Linked DNA regions of Homo sapiens: regions 1, 2, 4 and 5 are each linked to region 3. Evidence: chromatin loops called from intact Hi-C (ENCODE). Cell type or tissue: PC-9. All regions are shown on one strand. Region 1 overlaps CPNE9 (copine family member 9). Region 2 overlaps ARPC4-TTLL3 (ARPC4-TTLL3 readthrough). Region 3 holds the start of PRRT3-AS1 (PRRT3 antisense RNA 1). Region 4 holds the start of TTLL3 (tubulin tyrosine ligase like 3). Region 5 has its middle 4.7 kb from the start of RPUSD3.

Region 1 (4,000 bases), 230 kb before region 3:
ACAAAAAGATAGGTAGAGTGACAAGTGGATTGATGGTTGGATAGATGAATAGATGGCAAATGGATGAACGGATGGATTTGTAGGTGAATTAGTTGATGGATGGGTATAAATTAGATGGATAGGCCAACCAAATGAATGAGTAAATGGGTAGTATAAAGACAGATGGTAGGGGCCGGGCGCGGTGGCTCACACATGTAATCCCAGCACTTTGGGAGGCCGAGACGGGCAGATCACGAGGTCAGGAGATCGAGACCATCCTGGCTAACACGGTGAAACCCCATCTCTACTAAAAATACAAAAAAAATTAGCCGGGCGTGGTGGTGGGCGCCTGTAGTTCCAGCTACTCAGGAGGCTGAGGCAGGAGAATGGCATGAACCTGGGAAGTGGAGCTTACAGTGAGCCGAGATCACGCCACTGCACTCCAGCCTGGGCGACAGAGCAAGACTCCGTCTCAATAAATAAATAAATAAATAAATAATAAAGATAGGTGGTAGGTGGAAGGGTGGAAGAATGGATGGGCACATAGATGAGTAGATGAATGGTTATGCTGATGAATGGATAACCAGATGGATAGATGTTATATAGTTGGTAGACAGACAGACAGATGGATGCTTGCATGCCTCAGTGAGTCAGTGAATGGCTAGATGTATAGTTAGGTGGCTAAAGAGATGAACTGATAGGTAATTGGACTGGCAAATATATGGGTAAATAGGTAGCTAGATGGATAGACGGATGGTTGGATGGGCTGATATACTGATAGGTAGACATATGGAATGATTTAGGCATGACAGTTAAGAACAAAGTCTTTGGAATCAGGATGCCTGGGTTTAAATCTCAGTTCAGTCATTTACTAGCTATGAGATCTTAGCCAAATTACTTTTTTTTTTTTGTATCTCAATTTCCTTATCCCAAAATAATAATAATAGTAATTACTTTATATAGGGTGATTGTTAAGTTAAATGAGACAATCTGTGAATGTGCTGAGAAAAATGCCTGGAATACAATAAGGCTCAAAGTGGTAAAAAAAAAAAAAAAAAAAAAAAAAAAAACCAACCAAACAAACAAAAAAAGTATTAGTGGTACTAACCAGAGTAGTATTAATAGGGGTAGGTGGTTGGGTACAGGCACAGACTGATGAATGAATAGACAGGATGGGAGGCAGGTTGAAAGATGAACAACTTAATGGGAAGACAGATGGGTGGATGGGGAGATGATATGTGTGTGGTTAAGTGTATGAGGGTGTCTCTGGGATTTATCATACACACCTAGGGTATGTTTATCTCCTACATTTCAGAACGGTGAAGATTGATGTGTACGACTGGGACCGGGATGGAAGGTAGAACTGCCCCACATGGTCCCTTCTCCTGTACTTGACCCAAGCAGTTCTCAATAATATGTTGTACATTCACTGAGAACCCCAAAGTAGCTTTAGGAGCCAGGAAAGGTGATGATAAACACCAGTGTCTTGGGTACAACTGATCCCCCCAATTGTCTCTCTGGACACTGTCTCTTCCCGTTTTTCCCCTATGTTTGGCCTCCCTTATGGCCCCAGCACTAGGCTGCCCTGCAGCCTAAGTAGGGGCTTAGGATAGGAGGAATAAAAGACTGGGTTCAGCTCTGGTTCCAAACCAGCAGCACCTGCTGCTTAGCCACGCCCACCTCATTGCAGCCACGATTTCATTGGTGAGTTCACCACCAGCTACCGGGAGCTGAGCAAGGCCCAGAACCAGTTCACAGTATATGAGGTGAGCATTCCAGCCCTGCCCAGGTCACCCAGGCCCTCCATCCCAGTGTGCTCAGTCTGGACCTCCCTTCCTTTGTTTCTCATCATCACTGTTACCTCCTCCCCTTAGGTTCTTAACCCTCGGAAGAAATGTAAGAAGAAGAAATATGTCAACTCAGGAACTGTGAGTGCTCCCTAGAGCCGTGGCCCTCCCTGGATCCTTCCGTGTCTGTCCCCATTGACACAGCATGGCAAATATCGAGGGCAGGGCAAGACAGTGGGCACAGATTACTTGGAATAGTAATATTGGGCACAAGGAGCACCACTTAAGTTTTTCTTTGTTTTTTTTCTCACTCAGGAAATTTTTCTGACTTCACTCTTTTGCAGAATAAAAGAAAAAAACCTAAGTTGTATTTCCCAATTTAATATACTTTTGGAAATCCAACGATGTTTCTGACAGCTTCCCCTTTTCCCCTGTCAGAAGTTGAACAGGGTGGGACTGACTGGGGGAGCGGGTGGAATCATGTGCCTCCCATCACGTGCCTCTTTCCAAGCCCCTATGGGCCTCACTTCCTTCTGCCACCCCAACTGCCTTTTCCAAAGTGCCAGGGCTGCCTATTCTGTCCCACAGGTGACGCTGCTCTCCTTCTCTGTGGACTCTGAATTCACTTTTGTTGATTACATCAAGGGAGGGTGAGTCACAGGCCAAGCTCTGGGCTGAAAGCCCGGCAATAAATTACTCCCAGTTCTGAGCCCCAGGTTTCTTATTTATGAATGGTCAGGGCCCAGTGAGACCATGGAGATAAACTTTAAAACACTTGGCCAACTATAAAGTGCTCTGTAAAATGCAAAATACTGCTCTTCTTAGTTCCCTTCATGGGGCTGCTTTTCATTCTTAGCTTTCGACTCCTCCTGGGAAGATGGCTCCCAGACCAGTGGTCTTCACTGGTGGCCCCAGTAACCTAATTGGGGCACAAATAAAGTTATAGTCAGGCAAGAGGGAGAGGTAGAAGAGAGGGCACAACCAAGCAGACTATAGGGGACATTCTGTTTGGTTTGGTGGAGGCAGGCAGACCTGGGAAAGGTAACTTTGCTTCTCTGAACTTCACTTTTCTCCTATGTAAAATGAGGATTTTTTTTTTTTTGAGATGGCGTTTCACTCTTGTTGCCCAGGCTGAAGTGCAATGGTGCGATCTTGGCTCACTGCAACCTCCGCCTCCCAGGTTCAAGCAATTCTCCTGCCTCAGCCTCCCAAGTAGCTGGGATTACAGGCATGCGCCACCACGCCCGGCTAATTTTTTGTATTTTTAGTAGAGATGCGGTTTCCCCATGTTGGTCAGGCTGGTCTCAAACTCCCGACCTCAGGTGATCCACCCTCCTCAGCCTCCCAAAGTGCTGATTACAGGCGTGAGCCACGGCGCCCAGCCAAATGGGGATATTAATCACTACTTCAGGGCTATAGTAAGGGTTAAATTAAATGACATATAATACACCTGCCACACAGTAGGCATTTAATTCTGTTACCTAAAGTGTAGTCCATGAGCCAGCAGCATCAGCATTACTTGGGAGTTTGTTAGGCTCTACCCAGACCATCTGGATCAGAATCTGCATTTTAACATGAGCCCCACGTGATCCATATGCACATTACTGTTTGAGAAATAGTGATGTAATAATCATTAGTTCCTCACTTCTCAATTCATCTGCTTCCCCAACAGGACACAGCTGAACTTCACAGTAGCCATTGACTTCACGGCTTCCAATGGTGAGACACGGATGAGTGAAAAAGTCGGAGGTGGGAAGGCACTTCTAAGGGAGTCATTAGGAGTTGGCCTGGATTCCTACCTAGAGATAAGAGTTTACCTACCCAAGAAGCCCAAACTTAGGCAAAACCCAGCCAGGAAAATAGAGTGCAGAAAAATAGATGGGTAGATGGATCATAGAGGGTTGAAAGGATATATAGCTCAACAGGTGGATGAGTAGGCTGATGGATGAGAGAGAAAGGGGGTATAAGGAGAGATGGAGAGGTGAACAGGTGGTGAGTCATGAATGGATGCATAGATCCATGAACAAATGGAGTGGGTACATGGGTTGGTGAGTATAATAGGTTAGACAAGTAGATGCATCGATGGGTATGTGGGTGGACAAATGGACTAAAGTTTAAGTTGGGGAAATAACAAGTAATTAGGGGAAATGCATGAGTGGATAGATCCATATGAGAATAGACAAGGGAATGAATGGAATGGAGAGGGCTGGCTAGCCGGATGGATAAAATAATAC
Region 2 (4,000 bases), 120 kb before region 3:
AGCTCATGCCTGCAATCCCAGCATTTTGGGAGGCTGAACAGGAGGATGGCCTGAGGCCAGGAGTTCAAGACTAGCCTGGGTAACATAATAAGACCCATCTCTGCAAAAAATAAAAATTAGCTTGGGTGTGGTGGCGTATGCCTGTAATTCCAACTACTTGGGAGGCTGAAACTTGGACCTAGGAGTTCCTGGCTGCACTGAGCCGTGATTTCACCACTGCACTTCAGCCTGGGTGACAGACCAAGACCCTGTCTCAAAAAAAAAAAAAAAAAGTCGGGGGGTAGGGGGTGGGTACTAGTAATACTTCCCTGGCAGGGCCTTGAGGGCATTCGTGAAAATATATGGAAAGCCCTTGTCACAATGCCTGGCACATAGTGGTGCTTTATCATTAGGAACTGGAATGATTAAATTCTGTCAAAGACAGTTTTAATGTAATAGGAAGGGGGTGGCACAGGTGGAGTGTTGGAGTAGGGGGTGGTTTGCAGTTAATGGAATTTTATCAGCCTTTCCCATTTGTGTAGTCTGGGCAGGTTAGGATTTCCGGGGTGGCTTGAAGGTGGGGCCGGAGGCTTGGGAGGGACCTATGGATATCTGCAGGGAGGGCGTGACCAAGGCTGCCTGGATGACGGCGGGGGATGGTGGAATATATCTCCCCCTGCCCTCTCCACCTGCATGTCCCAGGTCCAGCCCTGCCCAAGTTCTATCATTTCCCCACAGCGAAGGGGCAGAACTCAGGCACCTCGACACTCAGGTCCAGCGCTGTGAGGACATCCTGCAGCAGCTGCAGGCCGTGGTACCCCAGATAGACATGGAAGGGGATCGCAACATCTGGATCGTGAAGCCAGGAGCCAAGTCCCGCGGACGAGGTGGGGGTCAGCTCCTGCTTCCTGCACTGGCACCTCACCACCTGCATCTACCAGTAGAGGCCAAGGAAGTTAATAGTGCAGGTCTATTGAAGCCAAATTGCCTGGGTTTGAGTCCTAGCTCTGCTACTAATGTGCTTCGTGACCTTGAGCAGGTTTTAGCGCCTCCCTGAACCTCAGTTCCCTCATCTGTGACATGAGGAGGATGATAATACCTCCTGTGAGGTGAGGATTAAATGCAGTCATGCAGCTAAAGCACTATTCCAAATCCTCAACGTGCTTCAATTTATGCAATCCTGGGAAACGGAGGCACGTGTAGGCTTTCACATGATCCAGAAGGATATCCATAAGGTCCTGGAAGCAGCAGTTGGCTGCCTCTAGACAAGGAGATACATTTTTTATTGTATGCCCTTTCGTACTGCCTAATTTTTGTTTTGTTTTATAGTCTATTTATTATTGGTAGGAACGTAATAGGTGCACATACTTTAAAAAAGCCCCCAACACTGGCCAGGTACAGTGGCTCATGCTTGTAATCCCAGCAGTCTGGGAGGCCGAGGCGGGTGGATCACTTGAGGTCAGGAGTTGGAGACCAGCCTGGCCAACATGGTGAAACCCTGTCTCTACTAAAAATACAAAAATTGGCCACGTGTGGTGGCAGGCACCCATAATCCCAGCTACTCGGGAGGCTGAGGCAGGAGAATCACTTGAACCCGGGAGGCGGAGGTTGCAGTGAGCTGAGCTCGTGCCACTGCACTCCAGCCTAGGTGACAGGGCTGTCTCAAAAAAAAAAAAAAAAAAAAAAAGTCCAGCACTTTAAATTTGTATCCATGTATGTATTCCTGTTTAATCAAACAAAACTGGTTAATTAGGAAAAATTTAAAATCCTTAGCAAATTCCTGGCTTTCCCAAAGGGAACTGGGTTCTGATTGAGGGAGACAGCCTTACCCACTCAGCCCTATCAGCTCCGAGGGGACAAGAGCTCATGACAAGCTGGCCCTTCTCCTGGCCCACGCCTGACCTTCCAATCCCTGACTGCCCTCTTCCCCCGTAGGCATCATGTGCATGGACCACCTGGAGGAGATGCTGAAGCTGGTGAACGGCAACCCCGTGGTGATGAAGGACGGCAAGTGGGTGGTGCAGAAGTATATTGAGCGGCCCCTCCTCATCTTTGGCACCAAGTTTGACCTCAGACAGTGGTTCCTGGTAACTGACTGGAACCCACTTACCGTGTGGTTCTACCGCGACAGCTATATCCGCTTTTCCACGCAGCCCTTCTCCCTGAAGAACCTGGACAAGTGAGCCCCTCTGCTCGCCTCCCACGAGCTCCCTGCCTAGTTGGGGAGCTGGCAAGCAAACAGGCGATTACAGTGCAGGGGACTCGCGCAGCAGCGCTAGGCTCCACACACAGACTGCAGGCAGGCAGGCCCTCATCCTGCCAGCTGTCCTTGCATCCAACAGATTTTTTTTTAACAGACAGGGGGCGGTCTCACTCTGTTACCTAGGCTGGAGTGCAGTGGCATGGTCACGGCTCACTGTAGCCTTGACTTCCTGTGCTCAAGCAATCCTTCCTCCTCAGCCTCCCAAGTGTCTGAGACCACAGGCATGTACCACAGCTGATTTTTAAGTTTTTTAATGTAGACATGGGGTCTCACTATGTTGCCCAGGTTGGTCTCAAACTCCTGGGCTCAAGCGATCATCCCACCTTGGCTTCCCAAAGTGCTGGGATTACACTATGCCTGGCCCCTCCAACAGATTTGACCGAGTGTGTACCTTGTGCCATGCACTGTTCTGGGCACTTGGGGTATAGCAGTGAACAAAACAAGATCCCAGCTCTCAAGGGCTTACATTCTAGCAGGGAGAAACAGGCAAGCAAGAACACAAGTGAAATTATCTAACAGGTTAAAAGATTATTTGGGCCAGGCGCAGTGGCTCATGCCTGTAATCCAAGCACTTTGGGAGGCCGAGGTGGGTGGATCACCTGAGGTCAGGAGTTCGAGACCAGCCTGACCAATATAGCGAAACCCCGTCTCTACTAAAAATATAAAAATTAGCCGGGCGTGTTGGCGGGCGCCAGTAGTCCCAGCTACTCGGGAGGCCGTGACAGGAGAATTGCTTGAACCTGGGAGGTGGAGGTTGCAGTGAACTGAGATCGTGCCATTGCACTCCAGCCTGGGTGACAGATCAAGGATCTGTCTCAAAAAAAAAAAAAAAAAAAAAGATTATATTTGTCGTTGGGGGAAAAAGGGAAGCAAATGTAGAGCAGGGGAAAGGAGGTCAGGAGTTTTGAAAACTAAGATGTCGTGTTAACTTCTAGGGTGAGAGAAAGCCTTGTTAAAGCCTGAATTCCAATTCTGTCTCTGCAGCTTCCAAGTTGTTTGAATCTGGTCATGTGAAAACCTATTTAAGCCTTGGTTTCCACATCTGAAGAATGGAGGCAGTAGTATGAAATTCATAGCTATCAATTATTGAGTGCTTCATATGTGATAGTGCTGAGCACTTTGTATACATGATCTCATTCTTAATAAGAACCCAGTGCATACTTCTTGTTCACCAGGTCTGAAGAAAAATATAAAAAACAGTGAAGTGGGTACTGTTACTACCCCCATTTTGCAGATGTGAAGAGCACACAGGTTAGATGACTTCCCTAAGGTCTCACAACTAGTGTGGAGATGGCGCTTGAACACGTCCTGGCGATGACGGGGCCATACCCTTACCCACCCTCTTATCTTCCAGACACTGGGATGGTTAACTGAGACTATGCACAAAGCACTTACTACTGCGGCCCCCGTAACTAGCGCCCTCAGAGCAGCCCTGAGAGATAAGAGTGGTTCTGGCCCTAGAAGAATGTGGTGGGGCCCAGGCCTCTGTCCTTTTTGTCCTTCCCAGTAGGGCCCCATCTCAAGTTGAATAGTGCAGGGTGGCCCAGGGCTGCTTCCAGGACTTGCCTGTCCTCCCTGAGTTTGGATGGGAGAGACACAAGGGCCTGGACCTCAGTTTTCTGTTCTCTGCCCCAGCTCAGTGCACCTGTGCAACAACTCCATCCAGAAGCACCTGGAGAACTCATGCCATCGGCATCCACTGCTTCCGCCAGACAACATGTGGTCTAGCCAGAGGTTCCAGGCCCACCTGCAGGAGAT
Region 3 (4,000 bases):
TGCTGCAGCAGATGTTCTTTGGCATCATCATCTGTGCACTGGCCACGCTGGCTGCTAAGGGCGACTTGGTGTTCACCGCCATCTTCATTGGGGCTGTGGCGGCCATGACTGGCTACTGGTTGTCAGAGCGCAGTGACCGTGTGCTGGAGGGCTTCATCAAGGGCAGATAATCGCGGCCACCACCTGTAGGACCTCCTCCCACCCACGCTGCCCCCAGAGCTTGGGCTGCCCTCCTGCTGGACACTCAGGACAGCTTGGTTTATTTTTGAGAGTGGGGTAAGCACCCCTACCTGCCTTACAGAGCAGCCCAGGTACCCAGGCCCGGGCAGACAAGGCCCCTGGGGTAAAAAGTAGCCCTGAAGGTGGATACCATGAGCTCTTCACCTGGCGGGGACTGGCAGGCTTCACAATGTGTGAATTTCAAAAGTTTTTCCTTAATGGTGGCTGCTAGAGCTTTGGCCCCTGCTTAGGATTAGGTGGTCCTCACAGGGGTGGGGCCATCACAGCTCCCTCCTGCCAGCTGCATGCTGCCAGTTCCTGTTCTGTGTTCACCACATCCCCACACCCCATTGCCACTTATTTATTCATCTCAGGAAATAAAGAAAGGTCTTGGAAAGTTAAAAGGCATCAGTCTTACTACCTGTCCCACCACCCCCACCTTAGGGAAATGTCCTAGAATCCTGGGAAATTGAGGGCTTCTTTGATGGTGAGTGGAGAAAAGATAGAGGAGAAGGTTGCCCCTGAAGTGCTGTTAGGAGAAGGAGGATAGAGGAATCAGCCTTAGGAGGGTTCCATGCCAGCTGTCATTTGGCAAAGGACCCTGGACAGATGACTTTTGCCTCTGAACTTCACTCTTCTCTTTCCTCAAATGGGCTTCATAATGCTTTCCACTCAGGCTTAACATGAGAATTAAATGAGGTGACAAATGTGAAGACCTGGACAGTACACAACAGATATTCAATAAAAGTGTGGTCGCCATTATGACCAGAGCCTCCAAGCCTCAAGCAACCTTTCCTCGGAGTCCTGCTCTCCGTCCAATACACAGGACTTAGAATGACTGGGAGGCAGGGCCTCCAGTCTCTCCTTCCTCCTATGAGTACAGGATCCTGGCATGGCCAGAGGGAAGCATGAGCCAAGTCCTAAGGGTTTATTTCTTTGGCACAAAGAGGACAATCTAGACAAGCGAGGCTCATCACTCCACGTTGGGGAGTCTGGGGCACCTGCTCCCTGTTCTTCATGCCCGAATCCATGCACACCCACCCTGTATTCCGCATAAGACACGGCCTCTGTGCAAAATGCCGGCTGAAAAAAAAATAGAAATATTAAAAGCAAAAAACGGCATGGGGGTGGGGTGAGTTCAAACCTGGCTGTCCCCCGGGGGTTGCCGTCAGGTAGAGAGGCCTGGGGATGCCTTTTTTTTTTTTTTTTTTTTTTTTTTTTTTGAGACGGAGTCTCACTCTTGTCACCCAGGCTGGAGTGCAATGGCGTGGTCTCGGCTCACTGCAACCTCTGCCTCCCTGTTCAAGCAATTCTCCCGCCTCAGCCTCCCGAGTAGCTGGGACTACAGGCGTGTGCCACCTGGCTAATTTTTTTGTATTTTTAGTAGAGACGAGGGTTTCGCTATGTTCGAGACCAGGAGGCTGATCTCGAACTCCTGACCTCGTGTTCCACCCACCTCGGCCTCCCAAAGTGCTGGGATTCCTGGCGTGAGCCACCGCGCCTGGCCAGGATGCCCATTTTTTAAAGGCTCAACTGTCCCAGTAGGCCATGCCATGTGGGCATCGGGCAGGGTCCTGGCCCTGCGTCAGGACCGCTCTTCAAAGCTCGATGGTATCACTGGAGGCGCTGCGGGATTCCCCAGGCTTGCCGCGCGGCTGGACCTCTCCCTGGCCGTCCCCCTGCCGAGCGGCGGTAGAATCAGGGGCTGGGGTCGGGGCAGGCAGTAGCTGTACCGTGCTGGGCAACTCATCTAGGGGCAGACTGTCCACTGATGACAGCCCGTGGCGCCAGGGGTTCCAACTGATCTTGAGTGAACCCCTGGAGAAGCTGTCGAGGGAGCTGCCAGAAGCCGCAGCGGCTGCCCCGTCGGGTGCTTCCACTACGTGCTGTGGGACCGGCCCGCGCACGCGCACGTCGCTGAGCGACCTGCAGCGGCCGCGGAGGAGCGAGGAGCCAGCGTCGTCGAGCTCGGCTTTGGGATGGCTGCCCCGGCGCGGCCGCAGAGCGCCTCCAGGCGGCGGGGAGGCCAGGCCGCGGAGGCCGCAGCGCTGGAACACACTGTCTCGCACTAGGTGCTCGCGGAAGAGCGCGGCGTCGATGCTGCGGCTCAGGTTGATGGGCGATGGCGGCCGCAGATCCAGCTCGCTCAGCGATGGCGCCGGTCCCACACCGTTGCGGGACAGTCCCGGGCCACCCTGGGGTCCGCGACCCAACGACGCAGCCGAGCCCCAGGCGCCTGAACTGGGCGTGGCCAGCTGCCCACTCTCCGCCGGGTTGCGGATGAGGCTCTTGCTGATGTCCAAGCTGCCTGCACCAACGTTGCTGGGCCCTGCATAGCAGTTATTGGGTCGCTCCGGCACCTCGCTCTTTCCTGACGGCGCCGGGCACGCCAGACGCATCAGCTTAGCCCAGCAAGCGTGCTCCGTGGGCGGCCTGGGTCTCGCGGCAGCCACCGCGGCCAACGCCAGGGCGAGCGCCCATGTCAGCTCCAGGAGGCGCAGCCAGAAGTGGACACCCCACCAGGCCCACGAGAAGCGGCCCACGCGGCCTGGGCCCGGGTACAGCCAGAGCGCAGCCGCCAGCTGCAAGCCGCTAGCCAGCAGCCCCAGCGCGCCCGCCACAGCCAACAGCCGAGGGCCCGGGCTGGCATCCCAGCCCCGTGGGCCGTCCAGCAGGCGGCGACGGCACAGGCAGAGCGTGCCCAGAGCCACGGCCGCGCCCCAGGCGCACGACAAGCCCTGCGTCAGGAGGTTGAGCACAGACCATGTGGACAGCAGGTCTGTCGCGAGCAACCCTACACCATGCACCAGCGCCACTGCTCCCAGCAGGAGTGGGTTTTGCAGCGGTGGCGGCAGCCCCGCGCCCAGGCCGAGCAGAGTCAGGGCTGCCAGCGCCGTAAGCAGCAAGGGGAAGGGCAGGTTGTAGAGCACCAGGCCCCCGCGAACGCCCAGCCGCGCCTGCGAGCCGTAAGGGTCGGTAAGCATGTAGGCGGATCGCAGCGCCGAAGCCACGAGCACCAGCACCGCGGCCACCAATGCCAGCCGGGGCCCTGCTGGGGCGGCTGCCAGCGCAGCCAGCGCCAACAACGCGGGCAGCAGAAAGAGTACCCCCACCCCGTAGACGTGCAGCTCCCAGGAGAAGCTCAGGACCCGCCGAAGGGGGCCCCAGCGTAGCGGGGGTGCAGTGGCGTTGGCTGGGGGGCTGGAGGCTGGGGCTGAAGCCATGGAGCTGGCGGTGGGCTCCGGAGGGGGAGGCTGGCCCAGGGCTCGCTGCGTGGTGACTCGAATGAGGCCCCGGCGTGACGTCGAGGGGGCCTGGACTGGGGGTGCTGGGGGATGGCTTTGGGGGCGCCCCGGCCACTCCTCGGCTTCATCTGCAATTATAACAATATTAAAATAGCCATTTGAAAAGTGCTTTTGATTTTGTATCACCCTCTAGTGTGGTTGGCAAGTCATTTAACTTTTCCAAACAAATCTGCAAAATGGAGATAACAGCACCTGCCTCATTGCGTTGTGAAGAAGATGAAATGTTTAGCCCGGTGCCCAACACCCAGTAAGTGCTAAATGGATGTCAGCTATCATTTTCATTAATGCTACTATCAGGGAGGTAGTACCCCAGCAGTTCGACACATGGGCTGCATATTAGAATCTTCTGGAGACCAAGGAATAAGAATTTCTTGGGACGTGGCTTGGGCATTGGAATTTTTTTCTTTTTTTCTTTTGACAGGTTCTCACTCTGTCATCCAGGCTGGTGTGCAGTGGTGCAATGTGGGCTTACTGCA
Region 4 (4,000 bases), 140 kb before region 3:
GCCAGGGGTCCCAACCCAGAGACTCCATTCATTGCAGTCCAGGCACCATTAATTTCTGAAACTGCTCTGTCTGCCTATACAGAGCTTTGGTGCTTTTCACATAAGGAACTTACTTGGGCTAAAAAGTAACCTCAGAGAAACAGTGCTCCCATTTGGTGGATAAGGAAACTGAGGTTCCAAACATGAGATGTAATAGCTTGCCCCAAATCTAGCCAGTGAGCAAGAGAGTAGACTTTTGCCTGTGCCAAAACAGTAATCACCATCCACAAGTGGCTATTTAAATTTTAATTATTACAATTAAATAAAGTTTAAAATCCAGTTCCCCAGTCCCACTGGCAACTTAACAGCTACCAGTGACTGTACCATATATAACAGCATATATAGACATACAGCATATACAACACATACATAGAGATTCCCATCATTGCAGAAAGTTCCATTGGATAGTACTAGACCTTAGTAACACCTTGAAGTAAAAAGACAAAAGACCCTTGTGTTTGAGTCCTGATTCTTCTTGCCAGATTTGGCTAAGTTACTTCTATTTTGTGTCTCAGTTTCTTAGTCTATGAAGTGGAGATAATGAATATAAACAATCTGATACGGTCGCTGCTACACAGGTACTGACTGAACTATATTTTTTCCACCAGCCCAGTGGCTGGGCTGTTGAATAATTTCCAGTGTTCATGATGTTTATCCTTGCCTTGAGGCTTGGAGGTCCAGGAAAAGGGCTGGGTGTGTAAAAGGTTCACTGAAGTGTTTCATATTTAATATTGGAAGTCTGGGGGCCAAGGGGTAAATATAGGAGTGGGTGTCAGGGTAAGCTTCAAGAAGGGTGAACCTTTGAGCTGAGCTTTCAAAAGGGATTCCTCCAGATGGCCAGAGGGGTTTCTTCTGATGGGGTGGACAAGGTGATGTTAAAGGGAGGAGGGGGTAAGGGCAACTTGGAACAGCTATTGCCCCCCTCCTCCCCCCCCCTTTTTTTTTTTCATTTTTGAGACAGGGTCTCGCTTTGTTACCCAGGCTGGAGTGCAGTGGCGCAAGCATGGCTCACTGCAGCCTCAGCTTCCCCAGGCTCAAGTGATTCTCCCACCTCAGCTTCCTGAGTAGCTGGGACCACAGGCCTGTGCCACCACGCCCAGCTAATTTTTTTGTTTTTGGTTTTTGTTTTTTTTTAGGTCTCACTATGTTGCCTCGGCTGCCTTGGGTGATCCCCCCGCCTCAGCCTCCCAAAGTGCTATCATCTCCTTTATGACATTACCTCTGTGACCTACCTCGCCACCCCTCTGAATTAGGTGTTCCCTCCTCCAGGGCACATGGCTATGTTCTAGCTTTGCAGTGAATGTTAAAGGTGCTCACAGTGAAACTGGGTGACTAATAGGATATAGCAGCTGGTCACTCAACAACCCTCACAGGACAGCATTGCCTGGGTGAGCCAGCCACAAACCTCATTTGTCATGTATCTCTCTCCCAGGGTCCAAATTCCCTAAATCACCTTTCCTGGGGGGCATGCTTTTCGGGAAGTCCAGCCATCAGCTAAAGGGGAGTTGGGGTCAGCTGGACAGGAAGGTGGGGGATCCACCTTCACTCTTAAGAGCACATCTACCCAGTGACTGACAAAGCTGGGCTCTTACCAGGACACTCTTCGACTCTGCCTGCGGGGGCACTGCTAGAGTTTGCCTCTCAAACTGTCCCTGTGTGGTCCTTCTGTGACTGGCAGGCAACCTGAGTGATAACAGGTGTTTAAGAGACAGGCTTTGGAGTCAGACCTGGGTTCCAGTGCTGCCTCTGCTCTGTGATTTGAGGCAAATTGTTTAACATCTTGGAGCCTTACCTCCCCTGTGACTTTTGAGGATAATATTTTGCCAGTGCTTCCAAAAAGGTTGCTTACAGTCTTAGCCTGGGGGCCAGGCATAACTGTTGTGAACTATTACATTTCTTTCGCAGTTGACTCAAATGATTGTTTTTCCATTTCCAGTTTCTGGGGAGGGTGTGCTCTGCACCTTCTTGTTACCCCCATATGCTGCCCTCGCTAAGGACCTTACCCTAGGCCCATCTGCCAGGCCCAGCAGGTCTGATCTGGCCTCACCAGGCTCCAGCCACCCTGGCTGTCTTGTAGTTCGCACAGAGGTTCTTACCCTTCTCAGGGCTGTTGCTGGGACTGTCCCTTCCCTGAAGTGCAGTTCCTCCCCTTTCCCTGGTGACTCCTGACTCCTGGCATTTACACCTTCAGCTTAAATGCGCCACTTTATCTAAAATGCGCCCCCTTCCTGGTTTCACCTCTGCTTGTTCATTGCCCTTATTATACCTGTAAACTATTCTCTTCCTTTGTTACTTGCTTTTTATTCCCCTCACACTGGGCTTTTAGTAAGCTCCATGAGGTCAGGGGCCATTTGTTAGCGCCTATAAATACTGTGGAATCACTCAAACCCTAGGGCCGGTGGCACCAGGAAGTACTGGATAAGGAACCGCAACACTAACTAACTGGGGCTCAGTGCTCTCTTCCGCCTTCAGTGCCCTGCTCATCAAGGGTCTGGGTGAGGCCCCAGGTCATAAGGAAGCCCTCGCTCGACTGCCCCGGGGCCCATCGCAGCCCCCAACCAGCCCCGAGCGGTCTGATGGTGCCCAGGGAATGGTTTCCAAGGCAATAGCAAACGGGGCGGGGCTTGGAACGGAGGACAAGGCTCGAGCCTAGGCAGGAACTTCCCGGGAGAGGAGGCGGCGACGCGGAGGGGCGCGGGATCAGGGGCCCTGGGAGGGCGAGCGCGGCGAGGGGCGCATGCAGGGCCCCGACGCGCCACTGCTCCTGAGCGCGAGGGAGCTGGGGCCCGGGCGCCGGGGCTCGGCCTCCTGGTACCGCCAGGAGGGCGGCGCGGTGTGCAACTGGCTGCGGAAGCCGCAGCCGCTCGAGCCACGCACCAGTTTCCCCTCGGCGCGCCGCTCCGAGTTCCGTCCACCCAGGAGGCTGCCATGGGCCGGCCCTGCCTCCGCCCAGTCCGAGGAGGGTCACGCAGGCGGCAGATGCCAGGCGGGCAGCCCCGCCCCTGCGCGCCGCCTCAGCGGCGCCTTCAAGACGCTGGTCCCAGGCACCCACGCCCAGGGCGCCTCGGATACCCACCCCCTCGGCCCCCCGCACACCCCGGTCCTCGACCCCTCTCCGCAGGATGGTGAGGCCCGTGCGGCCCGCTCGCTCTGGCCTACAGCGGCTGCGAGGACGACAAGACGCTGGGGTGGAGGGACTGGGGGTCGGGAGAAGAGCGGCTGAGGGTGGGCATCTGGATGAAGGCAGGAGGAAGAAAAGAGGCGTGGCTATGGGCGGCCAGAAAAGATCCTAGGCCGAGACCCTAGGCCCAGCCTCAGTGTACCCCGCCCCTATTCCGCATCTTTCTGCAGGTTTCCCGGTCCTCTGGCGAGGATCCTCCAAGGCGTCTCACATGAACCGGCTCAGAAACGCCAAAATCTACGTGGAGAGAGCTGTCAAGGTCAGAGGAGGGGCAGGGGCGCTTAGAAAGGGCCCTGGGAGCGGCTCAGCCTGTCTCCCTGCGCTGTTTTCTTATATCCTTAAAAAACAAAAGCAAAAGAAAAAACAATAGCAAAAATCCTCAACCACCACACCCATCTTCAACTACCTCCCCGTTTACCCCTTCAGCACCAAACTTCTGGGCTCCCTCCACTCTGGTTCCCTGCGATGTCCCACTCTAATCAAGGTGCCTGGTGAGTTCCAGGGAGCCAAACCCAGCAGTGCCTTTCGGTCTTGATCTCGGTTGGGCACCCTGTATCTTTCGACACCGCTGCCCCACACACCCTTCCTCTTGGCTGTCTGACTGCACGCTCCTAGTTTTCCTTTCTCCCTCTTTGGCTGCTGCTTTTCAGCGGCCTTTAAAGGTTCCTCAGCCATTAGTGGCCCCCTGGCCCCTTCCCCAGGTCTGTCTCCTTTGGCTGTGTCCTTGGCTGAGTCCAGTCAGTGTGCTGCACCCTCTCCGTGCCCCTTCCAGCCCAGCCT
Region 5 (4,000 bases), 98 kb before region 3:
TTTTTTTTTTGAGACAGAGTCTTGCTCTGTTGCCCAGGCTGGAGTACAATGGCGTGATCTCGGCTCGCTACAACCTCTGCCTTCTGGGTTGAAGCGATTCTCTAGCTGCAGCCTCCCAAGTAACAGAGATTACAGGCGCCTGCCACCACACCCTGCTAAGTTTTGTATTTTCAGTAGAGAAAGGGGTTCACCATGTTGACCAAGCTGGTCTTGAACTCCTGGCCTCAAGTTATCCACCCGACTCGGCCTCCTAAAGTGCTGGGATTACTGTCATGAGCCACTGAACCTGGCCAGGAGGGACTTTCTTAAGAAGGTCACAAGAGGACTCAGCACCTGCCAACTCCCAAGTAGAGCCTGGGCAGGGGTGGGAGGTGTCCCCGGGGACCCCAGTGCACGAGAGCCCTGTGCCTGCACGGCCCTCCACCAGGAGGCCAGGCCTCAGAGGCAGGCCAGCATTGGAGCCACTTACCACATGAACAAATGTCTGTGTCCCCCCAAACTCATGTGTTGACACCTCATCCCCAAGGTGATGGCATCTGGAGGTGGCATCTTTGGGAGGTGATGGGGTCATGAGGGTGGGGCCCTTGTGGTTGGGATTAGCGCCCTTATACAAGAGGCCCCAGAGAGCTCCCTCGCCCCTTCCGCCATGTGACCACAGTGGGAAGATGGCAGGCATGACCCAGAAAGTGGGCCCTCACCAGACACCCTGTATGCCAGCTGATCTTGGACTGCCAGCCTCCAGAACTGTGAACATTATATTGCTGTTGTTAGAGAGACCCAATTTACAGTATTTTGTCACAGCAGCCCCAACAGACTAAGACGTATGACTGCAAGCTCTGAAAATGCAGCCAACACCACATGTTGGAATCATGATATTTGGGATGTGTTGGGGTAAACCACATGCATTAGTAAAATAAACTGTTCAACACCTGTGAAAAGGAGAGAAAAAATATAAATAAATGAAATAAACTATTACTTTCTGAAGGGGTGGGTTGTCCCTCCACACCTGTGGGTGTTTCTTGTTAGGTGGAACGAGAGACTTGGAAAAGAAAAAGACACAGAGACAAAGTATAGAGAAAGAAATAAGGGGGCCCAGGGGACCAGCGTTCAGCATATGGAGGATCCCGCCAGCCTCTGAGTTCCCTTAGTATTTATTGATCATTCTTGGGTGTTTCTCGGAGAGGGGGATGTGGCAGGGTCATAGGATAATAGTGGAGAGAAGGTCAGCAGATAAACACGTGAACAAAGGTCTCTGCATCATGGACAAGGTAAAGAATTAAGTGCTGTGCTTTAGATATGCATACACATAAAACATCTCAATGCCTTACAGAGCAGTATTGTTGCCCGCATGTCCCACCTCCAGCCCTAAGGCGGTTTTCCCCTATCTCAGTAGATGGAACATACAATCGGGTTTTATACCGAGACATTCCATTGCCCAGGGGACATTCCATTGCCCGGGGACGGGCAGGAGACAGATGCCTTCCTCTTGTCTCAACTGCAAAGAGGCATGCCTTCCTCTTTTACTAATCCTCCTCAGCACAGACCCTTTACAGGTGTCGGGCTGGGGGACGGTCAGGTCTTTCCCTTCCCACGAGGCCATATTTCAGACTATCACATGGGGAGAAACCTTGGACAATACCTGGCTTTCCCAGGCAGAGGACCCTGCGGCCTTCCGCAGTGTTTGTGTCCCTGGGTACTTGAGATTAGGGAGTGGTGATGATTCTTAACAAGCATGCTGCCTTCAAGCATCTGTTGAACAAAGCACATCTTGCACCGCCCTTAATCCATTTAACCCTGAGTGGACACAGCACATGTTTCAGAGAGCACGGGGTTGGGGGTAAGGTTATAGATTAACAGCATCTCAAGGCAGAATAATTTTTCTTAGTACAGAGCAAAATGGAGTCTCCTATGTCTACTTATTTCTACACGACACAGTAACAATCTGATCTCTCTTTTCCCCACATTTCCCCCTTTTCTTTTCGACAAAACTGCCATCATCATCATGGCCCGTTCTTGATGGTCGCTGTCTCTTCAGAGCTGTTGGGTACACCTGCAGACTTGAACAACAGACAAAACAGGCACACAAGGATTAATATGAAATTTATAATCGTAGTACTTCCAATCGTCTTAACCCAAGTGACAGGGTTAAGATTTGTGAGGCCATCAGCAACTCCTGCGATTGCCTCAGTTCCTGGCACCAAATTTAAATGGGCTTTTGATGTTTTGAAAATTTGTTCTTTTAATTTGGAAATGTCTAAAGTGAGATTATCTTCTCTTGCCTGTAGATGGCGTCTAACCATGTCCCAGTGATGCTCAGACTCATTACAACTTGGGGTGTAATACAAAAATCTGACATATTCCAGTCACATTGTAACTGGAAACGATGTTCTAAGCTCATGAGCCTGTCTCCCATCCAAATGACAGTTTGTCTAAAATCATTAATTTGATTTGCCAATTTTTGATCAATACCAGATTGTGAATTCCACAATCTTGTAGCATTTTTTTGCCAATCATTAACAAAGTTTACTGACTGAACAGAAGAGTGCAGCGCAACTCCTGCCACAGCAGCCGTAGCTGTGACTGCAATTAATCCCATAAGCACTGTAATTAAAGTAAAAATGAATCTTTTGGATCTATTTAAAATGGCTTTTAATATTCAGTCAAAATATGGACGGATGGCGAGGCCTCCCACGGTCGGTCCATGGACACAGGGATCCACACGCCCTCTCTTGCTCTCACCAGCAGAATACGGTGCTGCCGATTAAAAGTCGAATCAATGCAAGTAAACTATCTACTTTTTACAGGTTATAGTTTGAGAGTCTGGTTTAATAACTATATTTCCTACAACTAGCATATAAGGGGGCTTTACACAACTTTGTAAAGGAACCGTTAGACTGGAATTTAGGTCGATAGTATAAAACGGCTGATGATCTCTTGTTTCTAAAGTTTGATTTCCAGACCAAATCCTAATGTGGTATGAGGCTACAGTAAGCCTCCATAATTCTGGATGTTCAGGACCAGAAACAGGACTTATTATTTTTGGTCTTGGGGTAGAGATTCCTTTTTCTCCCCATTCCCAGGGATAGAAAGACTGTAATTTTTTATGCTTATGTTTGTCTAAACTTTCTGTTAAGTCACTTTCAACAGCTGGACTCACTTGTGCCCTGGGACATGACTGAGTTTGCCCTGAGCAATTGTGGTAGAATTGACCTCAAGGTGCCCAATCTATAATAGTTCCAAATTCATTGTTTTGTAATATTACCGCACTATTGGCCACACATTCTTCCCAAACTAAAGCTTCTGTATTTTTTGATCCTTTGGGAATTTTCTTGGGGCAAGGTTTCCCTTTAGGTCTAAATTTTAATGATCTTTGATAAGAAAAGTCTTGTAAATTATTTACCCGTGGCCTGAGTGACATCCTGCTTACCGTGTGATAAGTGAATCTACTGATGGGACTGACAGTAGGTACTTCTAACAACCAATTTTGGACTGCAGGCATTAAGCATCCTGGTGCTCTCCCTAGGCAAATAGGAGGATAACGATACCCAGTGGAAATATTTATCATAATCCCTTCTTCCTCAGGTTTGGCAGGGCAGCGATCATCTGTGGGGCCAGGTACCCCATACACTATCATTAACATATACTTCAATAGGATTATCCATCCATGTGACTGGTGTTTCCATGTCCGTGGAGGCGCTTTTCTTTGCATCTCTGATGGATTCATTGTAGAACTTCAAATGTCTAGTGGGTATCCAAACAGGAAGCTGATTTTCTCCTGGTGAAACACAAGCAAAACCTCTCCCCCACGTCACCACCTTCCCTATTTCCCATGTCTTATTTTTATTATCTTTCCACCAAATCAGTTTTCCTTCATGTGGGCTGTTCTTTTTACCAGTAAGATGTTGTTCTGCAGAAGTAGTAGTCTGATTTCTATAAATGTTTAAAAAATTTAAAGTATAGAGTGCTAGATTAAGTTGCATCTGAGGAGTGGTACACTCCT

What was found. Hi-C counts contacts between places; a loop is a spot of excess contacts. Peaks named below come from ENCODE experiments on the same cell type or tissue, not always from the same donor. Only the 100,000 strongest peaks of a DNase experiment are listed, where the experiment ranks them.
Region 1: a loop joins it to region 3, with 4 times the contacts of the local background. A loop is called at or near these places in 14 of 110 quality-filtered maps.
Region 2: a loop joins it to region 3, with 4 times the contacts of the local background. A loop is called at or near these places in 5 of 110 quality-filtered maps.
Region 4: a loop joins it to region 3, with 6 times the contacts of the local background. A loop is called at or near these places in 7 of 110 quality-filtered maps.
Region 5: it touches region 3 in a loop (8-fold over the local background); 39 of 110 quality-filtered maps call a loop at or near these places.

The regions. Positions count from the first base shown.
Region 1 is chr3:9,713,620-9,717,619 of GRCh38, forward strand. CPNE9 (copine family member 9) reads left to right here. Exons shown (of 21, transcript NM_153635.3): 11 at 1,295-1,336; 12 at 1,670-1,745; 13 at 1,854-1,907; 14 at 2,355-2,416; 15 at 3,439-3,485. Among named protein-coding and RNA genes, the nearest start is that of CPNE9, 12 kb to the left of the region's middle. RefSeq lists a silencer at 2,167-2,296. In PC-9, a CTCF peak has its summit at 2,351; a DNase peak (open chromatin) is centred at 2,392; H3K27me3 peaks cover 334 bases.
Region 2 is chr3:9,825,083-9,829,082 of GRCh38, forward strand. It overlaps ARPC4-TTLL3 (ARPC4-TTLL3 readthrough), which reads left to right. Exons shown (of 12, transcript NM_001198793.1): 9 at 718-866; 10 at 1,915-2,158; 11 at 3,878-4,000. TTLL3 (tubulin tyrosine ligase like 3) reads left to right here. Exons shown (of 14, transcript NM_001387446.1): 9 at 718-866; 10 at 1,915-2,158; 11 at 3,878-4,000. Among named protein-coding and RNA genes, the nearest start is that of TTLL3, 17 kb to the left of the region's middle. RefSeq lists enhancers at 268-768, 769-1,269, 2,103-2,603 and silencers at 2,237-2,306, 2,317-2,386. In PC-9, a CTCF peak has its summit at 2,308; no DNase peak of the experiment used is centred here.
Region 3 is chr3:9,944,410-9,948,409 of GRCh38, forward strand. It overlaps CRELD1 (CRELD disulfide isomerase 1), which reads left to right. Exons shown (of 11, transcript NM_001077415.3): 11 at 1-997. The coding sequence ends at 170. PRRT3 (proline rich transmembrane protein 3) reads right to left here. Exons shown (of 4, transcript NM_207351.5): 4 at 1,133-3,592. The coding sequence ends at 1,818. PRRT3-AS1 (PRRT3 antisense RNA 1) reads left to right here and starts at 2,995. Exons shown (of 4, transcript NR_046734.1): 1 at 2,995-3,195; 2 at 3,658-3,771; 3 at 3,946-4,000. RefSeq lists enhancers at 1,263-1,925, 2,588-3,249. In PC-9, CTCF peaks have their summits at 2,215, 2,414 and 2,960; DNase peaks (open chromatin) are centred at 2,172 and 2,952; H3K4me3 peaks cover 2,439 bases.
Region 4 is chr3:9,807,231-9,811,230 of GRCh38, forward strand. The region is part of intron 4 of ARPC4-TTLL3 (ARPC4-TTLL3 readthrough); the gene reads left to right. TTLL3 (tubulin tyrosine ligase like 3) reads left to right here and starts at 3,032. Exons shown (of 14, transcript NM_001387446.1): 1 at 3,032-3,164; 2 at 3,391-3,479. The coding sequence starts at 3,432. RefSeq lists an enhancer at 2,104-2,253 and a silencer at 2,734-3,213. In PC-9, a CTCF peak has its summit at 1,690; DNase peaks (open chromatin) are centred at 1,361 and 2,321; H3K4me3 peaks cover 1,685 bases; H3K27ac peaks cover 2,428 bases.
Region 5 is chr3:9,846,682-9,850,681 of GRCh38, forward strand. No RefSeq gene overlaps it. Among named protein-coding and RNA genes, the nearest start is that of RPUSD3, 4.7 kb to the left of the region's middle. RefSeq lists an enhancer at 1,814-2,674. In PC-9, CTCF peaks have their summits at 2,297 (motif pointing right) and 2,498; no DNase peak of the experiment used is centred here.